Linked DNA regions of Homo sapiens: regions 1 and 2 are each linked to region 3. A link is a contact called in ENCODE Hi-C or POLR2A ChIA-PET data. All regions are on one chromosome and are shown on one strand. The core of a region is the stretch at or near the end of the contact, and the rest is flanking DNA. Distances in the headings are between cores, read along the strand shown. Region 1 has its middle 28 kb from the start of SFMBT1. Region 2 holds the start of SFMBT1 (Scm like with four mbt domains 1). Region 3 holds the start of PRKCD (protein kinase C delta).

Region 1 (4,148 bases), core at 332-2,831, 88 kb before region 3:
TCCCAGCAGTATTGGGACAACCAAAATCAGCCTCAAACTGCTCAGGCCTTCCCCAGGGATATGACACTTAGCAGCTCCTGGGGCTGCCCAGGCTGAGAACTACCTATCCCCAGCCCCAGGTAGAGAGCCCCAAGTCTGGCTGTAAGAACAAGGTGAAGCCAAAGACTCAAAAGCAGGTCCTTGCCTCCCGTGACTGCAGGCACAGCCCAGTGAGGGGCAGCAGGGCTGCCAATGGTCCCCTGAATTGGCACCCACTTCCTGGGTTTAGCACCACTGTGGCCTCAAGAGGCCCTAAAGGAGGGTTGTCATGGCATGCACCATGGGTTCCTCACATAGTTCCTCTGGCCCAGGGGAACACGTGTCCTAGAGGCAGCTGCTCCTGGCGTCACTGTTGGTAGGTCCAGATGAAGGACAGGCCTCTGCCTGGGAGTGTCAGGATGCAGAGAGGCTGCCTCATTCCTGCTGCGGCAGCCAGGGTCCCCACACACTCACACTCATGTCAGCGAGGTCACAGGAGGTCGTCTCTACATGAGGCTGTGATAAGGCTGCGTGGGAGCCTGCATGCAGGCTCAGCATCATCCTGCCCGGGCGGGAACCCTGGTCCACCCTTGCTGTAGGACTTCAGTCAAATGACAGCCTCTCTTGACCCTCAGTTTCCCCAACTGCAAAAGTAGCACCCGACAACATGCACTGACCCCCCAGGGCTGCTGGGCGTGCTTGGCTGATGGTTCACTCTCAGAAGTATCTGTCCCTACCCACCTCGTAGGTGCGGTCAGGTGAGTTCTTCTCTGCCTCTGTTTCCACACTGCACCTGGAAGAAGCTGGAGGACCTGCTCTCCTAATTGCTCCTCTACCACTGATGTTGTAAGAAGGGGACACTGACTTGTCACTCTCTGCCAATGTAGGAGCCAGGCACTGTCTCTGTTGGCTCAGGGCTGGGCTCCCAGGAAGTAAAAGCCTAAAGGCTCAGGGAGGCCATTTAAGGTCTAGGGTCCAGTGGACTTTCGGACGCATCGCAGCCTCCGCTGAGCCCTTCTAGCAGGCTTGTGGTGACTGCACCCTGGGGCGGCTGCTCCATTGTTTCCTGTCAGTCCCGCTCATCTGCTCAACAACCCTTTGGAGGAAACACACAGGAGGGTCCTGCCCTCTAGTGGCTGCCGGCGGCCAGGTCTCTCCTCACAGGGCTCCGCCCGCGACCTCAGAGGAGCCCACCGCCCTCTCTGCCTGCTCTAGTGCCTGCCGCACAGCAACAAGCAGGCATTTCCTGGGGGTGAAGCCGAGGCTGGCCCCATGAGCTGACACCCAGCAATCTTCATCTCCGAGCACCTTTGAGTCCTGGGGGGCCCTGCTTCCAGATGTGAGCCCCCAGCCCGTGGGGCTGGGTGGTCCTGGGCTGTGCCACAGGGTTTCAGCCCACCGCGAAGGAGGCCTGACGGTGTCCAGGTCGAGGGCACCTGTGGGCAATGATTGACATAACACTGCAGAGAGAGAGCCTGGTGGGGCACCGGCCTCTGCCCAGGCTGGGTTCCGGGGCCTTCCCCCATGTGCCCACATCCCATGCTTCCCCCGTTACAGCCTCTGCCGTCAGACTGCGCACCAGCATCTGTGGGTGAGGAGAGAACCTGGGCTGGGGCTTGACACAAAAGGGGCTTTGCCTCTGGACACCCCCACCTGTGCCGCAAGTGGAGGGGGCGGGGAAACGGGGAGGAGGGAAAGTAAGCGGAAGTCCCGCCTCTGTGGAAGCGCCTCTGCACCCTTTGTCCCCCAAGGGAAGCACAAGTGTGTGGCCAGTCAGATAAAGCAGGCCTTTCCTTGCCTTTATGGAGCCACGGGCTGAGGCTGGACCAAGGGTCAGTGAGGGGTTCAGGAGGCCCCCTCTGCGCCTCTCTTCCAGGCCCTGAGCCCATCATTCCCTTCGTTGTTAGAGTGAAACTGTGAAGAGCCGCAGCTCTGTGCCGGGCGAAGAGGATTTGGCAGTGAAAAGGATGAGCTTGCCTTGCCCTGGGGGCAACTGGCACCTGGGGTAAGAGGTGGCCGGTGAGAGCCTGAGCCCTCTGGAGAGCAGAGGCCCCGTTGTGCACAGAGCCAGTATACCCAATGCTCGGGGAGCTCCCAACAACCCTACCCAGCCCTGCGGGAGACCACAAAGCTCTAGGGAAGAGCCTGTCCCAGGAAGCACAGGGCTTCGAAGTTCTGACAAGGACATCGGAGTTCCAGGCCCACCCCACACATGCACACACTTCCTGCTTCCAATTAGCACTAATTGGACGACTGGGAAAACCCACAGACCATGAAGCAGAAGCAGTTAGGTCTGCGGGGCCCCGGTGAGGCAGGCCCTGCGAGGGCCCAGGTGAGCCAGGCTCTGGGGGATGGGCCCTGGGGTCTCTGTCTCTCTGAGAGGGGATCAGGTGATCAGGGCCACATCTGCCAGGATCCCTACTGGCCCCTCTGGAAGACGGAAATTGTCCCAGGGCCAGGGCAGAAGCTGGGTGTGGGGGAGCCTGACAAACACCCCCTCTCAGCCTGGCATTTAAGGCTCCCCTAAACCTGGCCCTACCAGCATCCCCCCTCCCAACCTGGTCTCTTTCATTTCTTCTGCTCCTAGTTCTCACTGCCTAAGTCACCCACTGATTAATTCTTTATGTCACTCCATCTATTCATGTATTACGTGTCCAGGAGCCCTCCTGTGGCCAGATCCTGGGACCACAGAGATGGATGTGCCAGGCTTGGCTGGTCAGGTGGACCTTGGAGCCAGGACCTTTTCCAGGGTCCCCAGAGCACTGGATGGTCAGAATCAAAACAGGGCTAAGGCAGGTCCAGGGGAGGGGAGGGTCCTGATGCTCACCTCCTTCCTACTTGAGCAGCCCTCTCTCCTACCACCTATCCAGCTAGGCCTGGGCCCAGGTTGGCAGAGACCACATTGCAGGGCAACCCCTCTGCTGGCTCCACTTCATTCTTGGTGGGAAGAAGGAGGCCAGGCTGAGCACTGCATGCGTATGAATAGAAGTATCAGCTTTGCTTGGCACTCTCTGGGTGAGGCTTTGTGTCCCTTGATCCTTTAGACCGCACTCAGGGTATGTGCCAGGCTGTGTCCACATCCATGGCCAAGCTCAAGACAGAAGCTCTGCCAGGAACAGCTAGGACTAGGGGGCAAGAAGAGAAGCAGGCACCAAATCTGAGCTGCTCTGGGGTGGGTCTAGCCCGTGGGGAGAAGCAGGGACTGGCCCTTAGCAAGAGGCTGGCTCTGGAACTTGCATGCTGGAGTAGTCTGGGCCCCAGCCCCAGAGTGAGGGCCCCGAGTCAACCCTTTATATAATACTGCATGGCTCAGGCCCTCAGCCCTGAGCAGGGGTAGTGAGAACAAGGCCCCTTGCCCCACAGGTGTATGTCGGGCCTGACCCTTGGGCCCCGTTCTCCAGAACATCCCCACCACAGAGACAGAGGCTCAGCTCCACTCCCTTCCCTTCCCCTGCTTAGAGACCAACCTGGTCCTGGGCAATTTGGTGTTGCCATGACAACCACATACTTTCTTCTTCCCCACTTAGCCGATTGAATCTGAGTTGCAGATGAAATCCTGGTGAGTTGTGTGTTTAGAAAGCATGCGGCCATTTGGAGTGCTCCATGCATCTTTCATCTCCCAGACACCTCTGACACCCATCCCTTGTCTCTTGATGGCTGAGGGAGAGGATATGCGGCCTGTACCCTCTCCCTATGCCTGGGGTAGTCCTGGCCCAATGGCACAGCCTCCTTGAGGTACAGCCTCTGGCATGCAGGAACACATGGATGACATTCTCATGGGCAGCCTCTGTGGTGAGTGGGCCCTGTGAGCTGGATGGCAGTCACCAGGAGCCTCCGACAATGCATAGTCCTCTCCATCGTGAGGCATGTGGTGTCTGGGTAAGAGCTCTTGACTCAGGAGGCTCTCTCTGTCCCCTTCAGGAATGTGTGCTGCCCTTAAGGACTTGGGCCACCAAGACTGGGAGTTGCTGGCCAGGGGCCCCCAGCATCATCTTAACCTTCATGCATTCCCTAGGGCTGACCTTAGCCTCCTCTGACCAGCAATGAAGAGTCACCTGCAGCACAAAGCTGGCTGGGAGCAGGCTCAGAGCTCAGCCCCGAGATGGGGGAGACGAGACACAGGGAAGTAG
Region 2 (3,997 bases), core at 1,239-3,738, 120 kb before region 3:
AAATCTGTTGTCTACAAATATATAGTACCTATATTCTAAAAATGGGAAGTCATAGATTAATACCATTGTCTGTGAACATAAGGACTCCCAAGAACTACCAATCGTAACCTGCAAAGTATTGCCCCCACTGAAAAGTGACCTTCTAAGAAGTTCCTCAGGACAGAATTTTAAGTTATTCTGGATTACAAAAACCCTAAGAATCATTATAAAAGCAAAGGGTCATGGCCAACACGGCCATAACTCCAAGTTTACATACAAGCTATCCTCAGTTTGTTAGTATTGCCCCTTTAACCCTCAAAAGGGTCCTGTTTTGAGGCAAAACTCATCTGTGGTGACAGAAGTCAGAATTGTGGTTGCCTTGGGGAGGGGGAATGTGTTTACTGAATGGAAAGGATACAAGGCCTGAAAATGTTCCATATCTTGATCTGAGTGTGGTTATCAGGGCATATACATATATAAAAAGTCATTGAATTGTACCCTTAAGATCTTTCGGTAGGTTATACATACCTCCATAAAAATACATTGTTAAAAATCTATTCAAATAATCATATAAAACCATTCTGGATCTAGCTACCAAGATGTTTTTTCCAAATGAATTTTAATAAAGACACACATTGCGAGCACTTTTATGTAGTACCTCTCAAAATATACACTGTGATTTCTAAGAATCTTTCAGTTAAGAAAGCCACCGAATTTTCGAACTGAAAGCACCCCCAAACATCATCTGTTTATCTTAATGTTGCAAATAAGGAAAATCAAAGCTACAATGGGTAAGAAATGTGCCCAAGATAAGGCAGTTAGTCAATGACAACGGTAATAACAGAACTGTTTCCTGATCTCTGGCCGTTTCTACCAGGCCGTAACTTTTCTGACATCGCAAACAAATCTTAACTCCGAATCTACCTACGGCCTAATTCAACAAATGCCTCAAAACGCTAGTCAACAGGCCTCAAAGTGTACACATGAAGACACATCTTCCTTCATCCTCTCGCCAGTTGACAAATTAATGATTACACGTTCAGGCATTTTACCCAGATGCAATAAAATTAAGAATGACATCTTAGAAAATGTGGTTCAAGAGAAGACATACGCAGGGATTGACAAAATCCATCTTACTTCCTTTCGAATCTCTTTGATGGTTACTTGGTTCTCAAACACAGATCACTGCTAACAGGACTCAAAAACACCACTTGGGACCATCAACCAGTGCTGCTTCGGGCGACCCGCTGGGAACACCCCCACCTGACCCAAGCGTCCACCACTCCTTGAGCACAAGCTCTGGGGGTGACCTGTGCCTGCCGGCTTAGTTTTAGACCCTACGGGAACAGCTGACATCTTGTGAAAAACTTAGCATAACGTACATCCTTTCCGCGGGAATTTATTTCTGTTCGCACAAGGCGTTTCTGCTCCGCACAGAGCAGGCCTTGCTTCCCAGGACGCCGCTCGCCCCTCCACAGCCTCCTTTTCAGCGTCCAAAATCGGACTTTAGGAACAGAAATCGAAACGGTCGCGGACCTCCCGAGCGGCAGGTCGGGGCGCTGCCGGGTCGGCGCGGGGTCCAGCGGCGGTGCCCGGCGGGCCGCGGCGCGGGAGAGGCCCGCTCACTTCACAACGGCGGCCCGGAGCCACCGGTTGCGGCGGCCACTAGACGCTCCGCCACCGCGCAGCGACCGCCCGGGCCCTCCGAAGTTCCGACCGGCCGCGCGCCCGGCCCCAGCTGCGGGTTCGCGCCCCGCCCGGAGCGAGCCCGGGGGGCGGGTCCGCGGGGGCTCGGCGGGCGGAGCGCGGGGCGCGCGCGGGGAGGGGCGCGCGGCGGGCCCGGCGCGCCGGGGAACTTGGGCGCCCGCCACTGCCGCCGCCCGGCCACTTTCCTTTCACGCCTCCCGCGGGCTGACGCGCGCCGCGCTGCCTGCCAGGGGCTGACGGCCGCCGCCGCTCTCCGCCGCGGCGAGGCGCCCAGGCGCGCCCCTGCAGCCGGCCGGCCGGCGCGCGGGACCGCGGGGCCGCGCGCGGGCGCCGCGCTCCCCCCGCCCCGCCCCCGCCCCCAACGTGCCGCCGCCGCCGCCCGTTGGCGCCTCAGCCCGCGCGCCCGCCGGCGCCCGGCGGTTTCCCGTTGGCAAAGTTGCGCGGCCGCTTCGAAGGGGACGCCGTACGGTCCCCCGCCCCGGCGCCGCCGCCGCCCCTCCAGGCCGCCGCGCGGGAAGGCCCAGCCGGTGGCCCCGCTTTTTTACCTGCCCGGAGTTTTCGCGCGCGCGCTCGCTCGATCGCTCGCTTTTCCCCCTCTCGCGCTCGTTTTCTTTCTTTCTTTCCGTCTTTTCGCTCCCCCGCGCGGAAGCTTTTTCCTCCCGTGCTGCCCGCGCTCGCCCGCTCGCGCCCTCCTTCCTGCTGGGTTCGGCGGAGCGGGGCGGCCGGCAGCTCTCCCCGCCCCCCTCCACCCGCGCTCCGGCGGAGGCGGCGGCGGCGCTCCGCGCTCCGACTCATTCCAATATGGCACGGACGCAGGGCGCATGCGCCCGCGCCCCCCCACCCCCAGCTCCGCGGTCCTCCAGGCAGCCTGCGCCCCTCGCGCCGCGCCCGTGGAGCTCCCGGGCCCGGCTGCCCCGCTCCCGCCCCAGCGCCATCCCTCCTGGCTGGGGCCGCGCGGGAGGCAAGGACTCCGCGGGCTGGTGTGCCGGGGGTCCGGCGCCGCGGGCCACCCACGCCCCCAGCCAGCAACTCGGCGCGGACGGCCCCGAGGCCGTGGCGCAGGACACGCGGCGGCGCCTCGGGCCCCCGACGGCGCTGTGGCCCCGAGCGGAACGGCCCGGAAGAGGAGACGCGTCCCCGGGAACCCAGTGCCCGCCCTGGCCCAGCCCCGATCCAGCCTGCGCCTCACCTCGGGTTGTAGACAGAGCGGCGGGGATCCCAGAGGGGTTCGCGGGTCGGACCTGGAGTACCGGCCCGGCGAAGCGCGCCGCTGTCGCCCGCACGTGACTGGCTCGGACAAGATGGCATGAGCGGAGAAGCGGCCGGATCCCAGATGCGCGCGTGCCGCCGCCGCGGGCACTGCGCCCGTTTGCCTGCCCCTCGTCGGGGATCGGGCGCTCCCTCTGAGACCTGAAAGGGCACCCAAGTGCCCCCTGTCTGCGAAGTCCGGCGCGGGCCCTTCGGCGCCCCCGATGTCTCTAGGCTTCCGCAGGAGGCGCCCTGTAAATCTTGAGTCTTCCTGCAGCGAGGGGGCACAGGACAGCTGCGAATTGGGACGAACGAGCCCAGAGCCCCGGGAAGGATCAGAACCTCGAAGGCGGCTTCAAGTCGGCCCCGCAGCCCGAGGTGACCGTGGGCGGTTACGTTGCCCGAGCTCGCCCCCTCCTCCTGAGCGCAGGTGCCCGTGGGACATACACCCGCCCACCTGCTCCGGAAAGTTCCCTCCAGAAGGGAGTTCCCGCGCCACCGAGACCCGGGAGCTCCCGATCAGACTCCCAGGCCGTGAAAGGCGTTATCGGACAGGGCCCAGAGGCGCCCCCACAGCAAGAAGAAAGTCTGGGGTTCTCACCGTGTGCCAGGTGCGAGCTCAAGCCACCTCCCTCAACCGCTCTGAGAAATATCCCACTTCACAAACTTGCTCAAAGTCACGCTGCTGGCTGGATTTGAATCCAGATTTTTTTTAGCACCACTGAAAAAACAATATGACAACCGGAGAAAGAAAAATCTAAAAAGAATACAGTAATCCATATTGTTACAAAGAAATGCAACTTTTCACGACATGAAACATATATATACTGTGTATAGTTGCAACCACACTTTTTTTGTTACTACTTTCACTACCATTTTTATTTGTTCACGATTCATTTTTAAGGTGTGCAGGTGTCCTTAACTATTCACTCAGCCCCCTAATGTTTTTGGTTCTTTACGGTTGTTTGCTAACGTATCCTTGAATTCTGCACTTGGGACAAATACCTGGGAGTGGAAAGGCTCCCAGGTAGAAGGCTATGAATGGCCAAGTGGTCTTGGCTTA
Region 3 (4,088 bases), core at 1,573-4,072:
GCTGTAACCCTGGGCAATGTGTCTAGCCTGGCCGAGGCTCTGTATATATCATCTCATTTAACTCTTACCACCTCATTCAACTCCTGACATGAGTCTGTCATCAGCCCTTTTCATAGGTGAGAACTCTGAAGCTGGGAGAGGCATGGTCACCTACTCAGGGTCATACAGTTGGCATGTGACACAGCCAAGGTTTGCTCTCAGGCTTCAGCAGGCCCTTCTTGTTGATGCAAGGCAGATTATGGGGACACAGATACCAGCTCATCTGGACCCTGCCCTGGCCCACCAGTGTGGCACCCAGAAGCAGCTCCAAGATGCAGGGTGGTTCTAGTCAAGCTTGGCCTGGATTCTCTGGACCTCATGCAAACCTATTCTCCCTGGAACCCTTGGACCTAAGGCCTGGAGGGAAGCCCACCTTCATCCCTTCTCTGCCCTCGCCACAGCATAGCTAGCACAGCCTTAGCCCCTCTGACCCTCTCTGAGTACATCGCACTTCCCCTTTCTCTAGAGGAGAAAGATTGGCTGAAGCCAGTGTATGCTTGCAGCCCCTGAGCTCACAAGTCTGCATATCCTGAGGATCAGGAAAGTGCTTCCTGTTGTCTAATGTAAATCTTGTTCCTGTAACACCAGTATATGTCAAAGCAGTGATTCTCAACAAGGGGTAATTTTGCCCTGCAGCAGACATTTGGCAATGTTTGGAGACATTTTTGTCTGTCACAAGTTAAAGCAGGGAGGTACTATTGGCATCCACTAGGCAGAGGCCAGGGATGCTGCTCAACATCCTTACAGTGCACAGGGCAGCCCCCACAGCAAAGAATCATCTGTCCCAAAGGTCAGTGGTGCTGAAATTGAGATCCCTGATGTAAACTATGGGCTTTGGAGCCAGACAGACCTCGGTCTGAATCTGCGTCTGCCACTGACTAGCTGTGTACTCTGGGGCAAGTCGCTTCTCCTTTCTCTGAGCCTCAGTTTGCTCATCACCAAAACTGGCACTAACAGCAGCCCTCACCTCTTGAGAACTGTTCAGACTGCCCACATCCAGCACCCAGCACACAGCCTGGTGCTGGGTAGCCCCTATCAGCGATAGCCATGATTATTCATTTCCTTCTTCCATGGTGAACCACACGGAGTGGGAACAAAGGTCTGGTGGCTGGACCTGGAGCTCCTCAAGGGTCAGTCCTCCCTCTGGCTGCAGTCCCTGGCACAGGGTGGGCCTATTGTTTATGTTGAGGGAGAGACTGGGTTGGCTTACTGTGGACCTGAAGGAGGAGCCAGAAGGAAACCCGATCCCAAGTGGGCAAAGGTCACTTGAGGCTCACCTTGTTTACCCTTTCCTCCAGTCCAACCCCAGGGAAGCCATGGGGCATGATGGGTGGGGTGGGATGGGATCAGGACACAGAACATGCTAATGAATATGGTCCTTCACTCAGGGAAGTGCCGTGCATTACAACTGGGCATCAGGGAGGAGGGACATTTGAATGGACACAACCAGGGCAGGTAGAGGTTTGGGGGTGGGGTGGGAAATGGCATTCAGGCCCAGAGAACAGCATGCTCAAGGCCTGGGTGTGAAGAGAAAGTCTTTCCCAAAGGATAGTCCTTGAACCCACCTGGTCTGGCCTTTTCTCCCCATCCATCTTCCGCAATCTCAACCAGGGTCCTCCCACCTGAACAACGTGGCAGCCCTTCTGTCCCCCATCCAGCCTCTCCTCTGCCCTGCTGTCCCTCTGCCCCATCTATCCCGCAGGAGCCCCCTTGAGCCTGTCATCCTGCCTGGTTGTAATAGCTTTCACCACCTTCTCATTGCTCTGTGAGAAGACCAAAGTCCAATGGCCTGTCTCTGTCACAAGCCCCTTTCTCAGCTCAGGCCACCTCAGGGATTGTCCCCCACTTCCATCCCTTGTGTCTCAGCTGGGAAGAGCTGTCTAGACTTTCTCTATCCCTTCTAGGTGGTTCCCCAGGACCTGGAACCCTCTTTTTTGTCTCCTGGGAAGTGACATTTCTTTGGATGAGTATAAGGCTAATGTCTTGGCTTTCTGAGCTCTGGGGACAGGGGAATGGACTCCCTAGAACCCCAACTGGTCCCTAGACTTTGAGCCTAGGGGACACTCGGTGAATAGATGAATGAGTGAATGAATGAATGAAGGAGTTATGGCTGACAACCAAGTTCCATGTCTGGAAAGGAGGCTCAGGCGCCTGCCAGGAGCAATAGAGAGGTCTCAAAGGTGGGGGCAGGAAAGCAGAAGACTGCCAATCGGGGTAGGGGCAACTGCCAGTCCGAGTAGGGGCAGTTCCCAGAACCGCCTGAGGAGCAGTGCAGCGCCCGACCAGCGAGAACCTCCGACCCTGGAGTCTAACCAGCTCAGTCTTTGGGGCAGAGCCGGGACAGCGGGCTTGGCGGCGGGCACCGCGCCCGGCCGCGTCCGAGCTCCAGCCAACAGGAAGAGCAGGAGTGGGGCCAGGAGAGGCGGGCCAGCTGGCCAGTGGGGAGTCCCGGGCGTGGGTGTGGGGAGCGGGGGAACCCCCGCCGGCCCCTCCCAGGCCCCAGCGGGCGGAGGGAGCCTCCCCACCGGGCCTCAGCGTCCTCCTCTGTAAAATGGGCCCCTTCTGAGGGCTGGCTGCGCGCTAATGGCGGGAGGATGCGAAGAGGGCCAGGCAGGGCAGAGGGACCGGGAGACTCGGTGTCCCGCGCAGGCAGAGGCGGAGGGACGCTGTCCCCGATTGCAGCTGGCGGGGCGAGGCCTGGCAGGGCGAGGCCTGGCGGGGGCGGGGCCTGGCGGGGGCGGGGCCGGCGGCACCTGGGTGAGGTCGCTCGGCCCCGCCCCCTCGCACTTCCGTGTGCCGCGGCGCCGGAGCCCGAGGCGGCTGTAGCCCACATCTCCCGAGCGACCCCCGGCGCCCGCCCGCCGCGCGGAGGCCCGGGCCACACCTCACTGGCCGCTTGGCCCATCCCAGTCAGCGCCGCGCCGAACCCCGTCCGCGCGCGCCGGGGAGCGGCGCCCCCGCCGCTGCCGCCGCGACCCTTGGCGCCTGCCCCTGCAACGGGAGGTAAGTGAGGGCCGGGTCCGGGCGCGGGATCGGGGCTACCCCGAGGGCGCGGCGCCCTTCCTTCCCCCTTCCCGCCCCAGTTCCCGTTTCCGAAACTGAGAAACTGAGCCGCGGTCAGCGAAAGTCCCGCCGCGCCGAGACCTGCCGGTGACTCCGTCCCCCTGTCCGTCTGTGTGTCCCTCCGCTAGACAGTGGGGGCTGAGGTCCTTCTGTCTGCCCGCTCCCGGCCCCTCCACCCGCCCGTGTGTCTCCCGCTCCTCCGAGGGGCCCGTCCGTCCCTCCCGACTCTCTCCCGGGCCCTGTGTCCGTCCGTCTGTCGCCACCCACTCTGTGTTCTCCCCCTGCGCGCCTCTCCGAGACCCGATCCTTCTGTCCCTCGCCACCCGATCCGTCCGTCCCTTGCCCTCCGCGTGCTCCATCGCCCCACCCCCACCCACACCCCTACCCCCGCCCGCCGCCCCCTCGATCCCGTCCTCCCGGAGCCGCGCCCCCGGCCCACGCTCGCCGCCCCCTGCCAGTCCAGCCGCCTCTCCGCTCTACCGCGGGGCCCAGGCCAGGCCGCCCGCCGGGCCTCGCCTCCCGCCCCTGGGTCCCTGGAGGCCCGACCCGCGCGGCGCCTCCTCCTCGCTGTCTCTTCTTTCGGTCTCAAGAGTCTTTCTCGGTCCCTTCATCCGTCTCTGGGCTGGGCGTGGCTCCAGTCTCCACCATCCCCCTTCCCACCCCACCCCTCCGCCCCTCTGAGACCCCTCCCAGGGTGGCCCCTGCCCGATACGGTCTGTACTCGCCCCCAACCCAGATGCCACTCCCGTTGTGGGGGCTCCACCAGATGAGGGGAGGAGGTCGGGGGGGGGGGTCCTCCTGGCTGGTGGTGGAGCGGCAGAAGGAGAGCACCATCGGAACTGCTCCCACTTCCCCAGTTCCCTCTCTCTTGGGGCAGGGGAGAGCCCCACCGAGCCCCGCCTTAAACCTGGTCAGAAGGATCTGCTGTGAGTGGGCGGGGGGTCCCCTTCTCTGACGCCTACCCTGTATGCGTGGAAGCTGTCTCC

Evidence for each region. A loop is a pair of places that touch in the nucleus more often than their neighbours do. ChIA-PET counts read pairs that join two places held with the same protein, here RNA polymerase II (POLR2A). Pooled maps may share reads with other maps.
Region 1: a loop to region 3 is called in a pooled map, with 4 times the contacts of the local background. The contact joins the enhancer-like site here to the promoter of PRKCD in region 3. A Hi-C loop is called at or near these places in 4 of 50 pooled maps. POLR2A ChIA-PET finds 5 or more read pairs at or near these places in 2 of 52 experiments (Caco-2 and activated CD4-positive, alpha-beta T cell).
Region 2: a loop to region 3 is called in a pooled map, with 11 times the contacts of the local background. The contact joins the promoter of SFMBT1 here to the promoter of PRKCD in region 3. A Hi-C loop is called at or near these places in 4 of 37 single-sample maps with no recorded cell type and 12 of 50 pooled maps. POLR2A ChIA-PET finds 5 or more read pairs at or near these places in 4 of 52 experiments (BJ, CD4-positive, alpha-beta T cell, activated B cell and 1 more).

What each region holds. Positions count from the first base shown.
Region 1 is chr3:53,071,695-53,075,842 of GRCh38, forward strand. It overlaps a transcript of RFT1 not described here. Among named protein-coding and RNA genes, the nearest start is that of SFMBT1, 28 kb to the left of the region's middle. RefSeq lists enhancers at 949-998, 1,239-1,856, 1,349-1,468. Within about 2 kb of position 1,582, at least 31 of the 41 ENCODE cell types and tissues checked have a DNase peak (open chromatin) inside an H3K27ac peak, as active enhancers do.
Region 2 is chr3:53,043,585-53,047,581 of GRCh38, forward strand. It overlaps SFMBT1 (Scm like with four mbt domains 1), which reads right to left and starts at 2,489. Exons shown (of 21, transcript NM_016329.4): 1 at 2,232-2,489. RefSeq lists silencers at 1,528-1,817, 2,178-2,237, 2,338-2,657, 2,708-2,817 and enhancers at 2,805-3,306, 3,307-3,806.
Region 3 is chr3:53,158,387-53,162,474 of GRCh38, forward strand. It overlaps PRKCD (protein kinase C delta), which reads left to right and starts at 2,823. Exons shown (of 19, transcript NM_006254.4): 1 at 2,823-3,042. RefSeq lists an enhancer at 591-670 and silencers at 2,325-3,274, 3,545-3,774.